Linked DNA regions of Homo sapiens: region 2 is linked to region 1. Evidence: chromatin contacts called from ENCODE Hi-C or POLR2A ChIA-PET data. All regions are on one chromosome and are shown on one strand. Each heading gives the region's core, a stretch centred on a gene start or an enhancer-like site at or near the end of the contact. The rest is flanking DNA. Distances are from core to core; before and after follow the strand shown.

What was found. Hi-C counts contacts between places; a loop is a spot of excess contacts on that map. ChIA-PET counts read pairs that join two places held with the same protein, here RNA polymerase II (POLR2A). Pooled maps may share reads with other maps.
Region 2: a pooled map shows a loop between it and region 1 (3-fold over the local background). The contact joins two enhancer-like sites. A Hi-C loop is called at or near these places in 5 of 50 pooled maps. POLR2A ChIA-PET finds 5 or more read pairs at or near these places in 5 of 52 experiments (CD8-positive, alpha-beta T cell, PC-9, T-cell and 2 more).

What each region holds. Positions count from the first base shown.
Region 1 is chr2:144,356,472-144,359,716 of GRCh38, forward strand. No RefSeq gene overlaps it. Among named protein-coding and RNA genes, the nearest start is that of QTMAN, 26 kb to the left of the region's middle. RefSeq lists an enhancer at 501-1,014. Within about 2 kb of position 1,645, at least 9 of the 41 ENCODE cell types and tissues checked have a DNase peak (open chromatin) inside an H3K27ac peak, as active enhancers do.
Region 2 is chr2:144,265,811-144,269,175 of GRCh38, forward strand. All of the region lies in intron 1 of QTMAN (queuosine-tRNA mannosyltransferase), which reads right to left. Among named protein-coding and RNA genes, the nearest start is that of QTMAN, 65 kb to the right of the region's middle. RefSeq lists an enhancer at 2,069-2,851. Within about 2 kb of position 1,546, at least 2 of the 41 ENCODE cell types and tissues checked have a DNase peak (open chromatin) inside an H3K27ac peak, as active enhancers do.

The DNA.
Region 1 (3,245 bases), core at 395-2,894:
ATGGACATCAGGCTTGCCCATGTGACTAACTTTGGCTAACAAAATGAGGGCAAAAGTGATAACTTTCCACTTCCCAGCAGAAGCTTTAAGGGGCTTTCCCTTTTGTCATGCCATAGCAGTGTCCAAGATGGAGTAGTTCCTTCACCCTGGACTCCAGAGTGAAGAGAACTCCAGACAGCCCCAGCAGACCTGCAGCCAACATGCAATGTGAACAAGGAATGACCTTTGTTTTCATAAATCACTAAGACTTGAGGGCTTTTTGTTACCACAGAATAACCTAGCCTAAGATTGCTATTAATTCTTAAATCGTTTTGCATGCCTCGTGTTTTCCTCTCCTCCTCAACCTTTGCTTATGCAAGACTGCATGGTTAAAGCTAGCTGGGCTTTGCTTCTAATCCTGACTCTACCATTTTTTACGTGTGTTACTTTGGGTAAGTCACTTGATCTCTCATCAGTTCATCTTAAAAATAAAGCAAATGGTACTAGGATATGAATGCCTAGCATAATATAAGCACTTGATAAAAGTTTTCTACTAAATTTTGTTCCTCACAGGAGATGTTGGTATGAAGGACTAGTTATTTACTTGAATTTTTGTTCTTGTTGTTCAGTAATTTCCCAGTAATACTTCTAGCTCCTATTTCTTCCTTCAAAGATTTAAGAAATCTGAAAAAGATCCTTACATACGTTCTACTCTCCTCTAATAGGAGACTTAACTTACGTTATTTTCTTTGTCTACCTCTGAAATCTCTATGTACTATATTTACAATTTCATAATTTACTAATGTTACGGACTTCTGTATTCATGCCTCATCCTCATCTTCATACGCCTTACTATTTTTTTTTTGAGATGGAGTTTTGCTCTTGTTACCTAGGCTGCAGTGCAACGGCGTGATCTCCGCTCACTGCAAGCTCCGCCTCCCGGGTTCAAGTGATTCTCCTGCCTCAGCCTCCTGAGTAGCTGAGACTACAGGCACGTGCCACCACGCCCAGCTGATTTTTTTGTGTTTTTAGTGGAGATGGGGTTTCACCATGTTAGCCAGGCTGGTCTCGAACTTCTGACCTCAGGTGATCCGCCTGCCTCGGCCTCCCAAAGTGCTGGGATTACAGGCGTGAGCGCCTGCCCCCAGCCACCATACTCTTAACTTTTGTGAGGACAGGGACTATATCTTATTCATCTTTATAACTCTTTAGGACTTAGCTCACAATTATGTATGACAGTTAATAGATGAAATATTTACCCTTTTCTAGATAACAAAATGATGAAATTATTTTTCAAGCTATCCTAATGAAGGGAATTTTACATGAATATGTGCCCCCCTGGTCTATCATAATCAGAGGTTTACGCCTTAATCTTCCAAAGACAGACCTGCTTAGAAGATGCCTGACCAGTCCCCTTTGACAAATTGGAATGGTCTGAAATGAGGCATGCAGAGCTAAAGATCTCATTTAAAATATTTTCCCAGGGTTAGAAAATATCATTTGGAAACTTGAAAGCCAAAGGCTCTGTTTTTAAAAAATAAATTAAAAATTTGGAATTGTATGTTGTCTTTGTTTTTAGCAAGACTCAAGTTCCTAGCTGACTTCTGTTTGTTTGTTTTCTCTGGGAACCAAGTAGCCGCACTACACCCAAGCATGTATCATTTCACGACAATGACTCAGAAAGCAGTGCAGATGTCATGGCTTACCTAGTCCCTAAAAAATGCCTACCATGCAGGAAATGAAATAAGGTTCTTGGACTCAGCAGAAATGGGGTGAGGATAAAGAGGCTGCTTTGAATTTGTGGGCTTTCCCGGACTGCTTTGGAAACATCTCATGCAAATCCAAACAGTATCTGGGTCACAGATAGTTTTTGACCAGTAATTTCTGAATATACTTCTGGTCTTCTAGTATACTTAGAGGTAGTAGGTCTATTTGGAAAAATAAAACAATTTGAATAATTTAGATAGTTTGATACACTTCTACCAGTGAGGATCTTTTTCTTTTTCGTAACAGTCTGCCATTCCTGGAACCATTTCCAAGGCCTAAAATTTTATTATACCGAGCAACAGATAGAATCCAGTCATCTAGTGCTTCTACCAACAACTTAAATATGCATGATCCGTTGTTTCTGAGTATGGCTTTTTTGTGGCTCTCTCTCTATATATAAATTTAGTCCAGCTTTTTAACCAAGAGACAGCTTGCTAGAAACATGAATTGTATCATTGTATTTGACTAAACATTTAGTCTGTAACTCTTATGACTTTAGAAGCCTGTCAGATGCTATTTGGAAACTTTCTCTTTAGTCTTGGTTATAATAAACCAAAAGTACCTAGAATTCTATGGGACATAGACTGTCAGGAAATGTTGAGTGTATCATTTTTGGGGAAAAGCAGACACTTTTACAAGAAGACTTCAATATGCAAATAAGAAAAGATTTAAGAATATGCAAATAGAAAAACATTTAAGAATGAGGAAGGATTTAAGAAGAATAGAACCATCAAGATGTAAAGCAAATCATTTCATACTTACTTTGAGATCCAGGCTTGTATACTATTCTAAAATGGGGGCTGTTACATTTCTGCCATGACAGAGAAGTTTTTGGGGGGAAATCCCAACGATGACCACAGCCTAAAAATGCACAGCTTAGAGGGGAGTTTCCAATGGACTTGGTCTTCAGCCAAGCCCCAGGTCATTCATTCAAAGTGCCCCTGCAGTATAACTAAATGCTTGTCCTGATCTAGCATCAGCATTTATGCATAGATAATAGGAGTTAGTACTAAGAATCCTCAGGGGGAGAGATGTACTGTGAAGATGTGAGCTGCGTTACATTCAAGGACATCAGCTAGCACAGTGTTGAAGACAATCAGCCCTGACTGAATCTGTGTGTCAGTGTTACGGCTTGCTCAGTTAGGACTCCAGTGAAAACCAGCAACAACAAATGACTACGACATTACTCAGCAAAAAATATAGTTTTGTCTCTTTTCCTAGTTTGTGATGAAGGCAAAGAACCCTCAGTAGGCATCTTTTGTTTAAGCAATAGACAAACAGAAAGAAAAAAAAAAGCATTTTAGACTATCCATCATGGCATTTGAATATTGAGTATTTTACTGACATTTCAGTTCCCACCATCACACTCTAAATAGTGTAAGAATGTTTTATTCGGCAACAAGAAGGAGACAGTGGAGCAAGAATAGAGTTTGGAGTCTCATAGACTTCAGCATAAATGCTGCCTCTGTCATGGGACAAGTTGTTTAAACTTACTGAGT
Region 2 (3,365 bases), core at 296-2,795, 91 kb before region 1:
TCCTCAGTTACTCAGGTAAAATTAATCACATCCCTAGCAACCTAGGCACACCACCCTCTGCCAGCACTCTCAAATCAGAGTGGAGAATCCAGTTTGACTCCTTCCATCAACTGCTCACCTCTCCAACAAGGCCCACACATTCATCTATATTCACAGCTCCTACCATGGCACCCTGTATGCTCTAAGTGCTCACTAAGAGTTGAGAAGTAGAAGGTAAAGAGCTGGAATACGTAAAGAATTTGAGGTGAAATAATTCTATAAAGGGAGAAAATAACCAGCTAAGAAAGTGAGAAAGTAGGACTAGATGAGGTCATTGTGAGAAGAGAACAAGGTCAAGAGCAGAGTTCACTGTGGAGGGTTACTGGAGAAAATGATGGAAAGGAAACTTATGAACAAATTACTGAAGATACTAGAAGGTTAATAAAGGGGTGTAAATAGGATTAAGTAGCAAAATGAAGAAATAGTAAGTTCTTAGAAAGAGGGGTAACATCCAGAATTTGAAAAATGGCAAAAAGTGGTTGTAAAAAAGAATCAGAGCTTGGGAGCCAGGGTGGAAATCACTACCCCACAGCCCCATCACACTTAATGACTAGCAAGTTATTTAACTTCTGTAAGCCTCAATTTCCTTATCCATAAAATTTTCTTTACCTATAGATACAACAATATCTACTTTGCATGGTAGTTTTGAAGATTAGATGATATCTAGATCAGTGACTGAGACATTGTACCAATCGATAGTAGCTGCTACTGTGATTGGTTTTACAAACATTAATCTAGCAATGTAAGTAAAGTGAATTAAAGGAGGACTGGAAGTTGAAACATCTCTTAAGAGGAAACTGCAACAGTCACTTGCTTTGGGCACAGGTATAATCTTAAATTCACTTTACCTTGGCCTTAGTAATGGCTTTACCCTTAACCAGCAATGATAACTCAGGCAAGTCACTACTACTTTCGGTACATATGTCCCCATCTGCAGACTTATTTAATAAACTCTGACCTTCCTACTTCACAAATTTGTTGTATGGGTTATTTTAAATCAAGAAAAAAATACATTTGTAAGTGTTTCACAAACTATAAAGTACTTTGGGGAAAAGAAAGAAATGAAGAACATGGGGCAATTTTAGGAAACATTTTCAGGAAAGGCTCAAGGACATTAGAGGTATTGGAAGGTAAGGGACACAGCATAAAGGACACCACACTAAAAATGTCAAGGTATTAAGAGAATGCTTCTTTAAAAGAAATGCAGATATTTAGAGGAAAAAAAAATAATCTGAAGGAGATGATTTGGGATCTATTCTAAGATGAAAGTGCAGGACTAGAGTTTAGGTGATAGGCAATGATGTGAAATAGAACTCTGAGAATCACCGGCAATACCCATCAGAGTGTGAGAATTATGATTTATCTGTGATACAAATGCTAAACAAGAAGAACTAAAGTTATTATAAGATTCAAAATGGAATAAGTAAACGCCTAGCAAAGGAAAAGTACAAACCCACCCTAACACCTCAGAGACAGGTATTACAGGAAGAAGAGTAGGCAGCAGAGACTTCAAAGGAAAGTGCTCATGTAGCTGAAAAGCCAAGGTCATGTGACATTAGCATGTCAAGGAGATTGAGAACTGAGAAAAATAACCCTCTACATTTGGCTAGATGTGGTCACCAGTGACCTTCACGAGTGCAGTTCCAGTACAGAGGTGGGACAAAAGCCAGATTGCAAGGAGTTAATCATAATTCTATGATCCTAACACAAAAAAGCAGTTGCCAGTAAACTGAAGGTGAAATTCACAGATAAGAGAAAAGCACATTTAATAATTGAAAGGGGACAAACTTTATCTCAAGAAAGCTTCTTAGGATTTTTAACACTTCCACAGGAGAAATAGGACTTAGGTTTTTAAAAATCTCCTGAAAGTTATATTTAAGTAGTAAAACAGATGAAAATTTTCCTGCAACTGAAAGACAAAAAGAGAGAGAGGTGAGTTAGCCCTAATAGCGATCTAAACTTTTGATTACAATTCATTCACATGCTCTAAATAGGTATTTCAATACATTATACTTAATAACAACTGTAGTGCTATGGACTGAGTGTTTCTGTCTCCCAAAATTCCTATGTTAAAGCCTTATCCCCAGTGTGATGGTATTTGAAGGTGGGGCCAATGGGAGGTGATACAGTTTGAATATTAGTTCCCTCTAAACATCATGTTGAAATTTGATTTCCAATATTGGTAGTATTGGAGGTGTTGCAGGTGGGGCCTGATGGGAGGAGTTTGGATCAGGAAATCAGATCCCTCATGAATGGCTTGGGGGTGGCCATTCTCATGGTAATGAGTGAGTTCTCATTCTATAAATTCCCCACAAGAACTGATTGTTACAAACAGCCTAATGGTTTCCTCCCTTCTCTCTTCCTCCCTCTAATGCCTGCTCCCTTTCTTCTGCCATGAATGGTAGTTCCCTGAAGCCCTCACCAGAAGCAGATGCTGGTGCCATGTTTCTTGTACAGCCTGCAGAACCGTGGGCCAAATAAACCTCATTTCTTTCTAAATTACCCAGGCTCAGGTATTCCCTTATAGCAATGCACAATAGACTAAGGCAGGAGTATTTAAGATTTGAGGGAGGAGCCCTCATGAATGGGGCTAGTGCCCTTATAAAAGATGCCAAAGAATTTCCTTCCTCTCTGCTCTCTATGTGGCAATACAATGAGAAGGTGGCCATCTGCTAACCAGGAAGCAAGCCCTCACCAGACAAAGGATCTGCTAGCACTTTGATCTTGGATTTCCCAGTCTCCAGAACTGTAAGAAATAAATATCTGTTGTTTAAACCACCCAGTTGAGGATGTATTTGTTATAACAGCCTAAACTGACCAAAAAATACAGGCAAACCAAGGTATCCTTTGTGTGAATAAATTACATATTACTAAAAAGAGCAGTTAAATAACATTGCTATGTTATAATTATTAAGTAAACATTCCTTTCTAATGGCCCCAAATTTCCATTTTTTTTTGTTTTTTGACTCTCGCTCTGTCACCCAGGCTGGAGTGCAATGGCACGATCTCGGCTCACTGCAACCTCCACCTCCCAGGTTCAAGCGATCCTTCTGCCCCAGCCTCCCGAGTAGCTGGGATTACAGGCACCTGCCATCATGCCCACCTAATTTTTGTATTTTTGTAGAGATGAGGTTTCATCATGTTGGCCAGGGTGGTCCCGATCTCCTGACCTCAGGTGATCTGCCCGCCTCAGCCTCCCCAAGTGCTGGGATCACAGGCAGGAGCCACTGCACTCGGCCCCCAAGTTTCCATTTCTTAAAGCCTATATAAATCTACGTAAGATGTTACAAATGTCTTTTTGAGATTCCATTCATAATATACGCTAA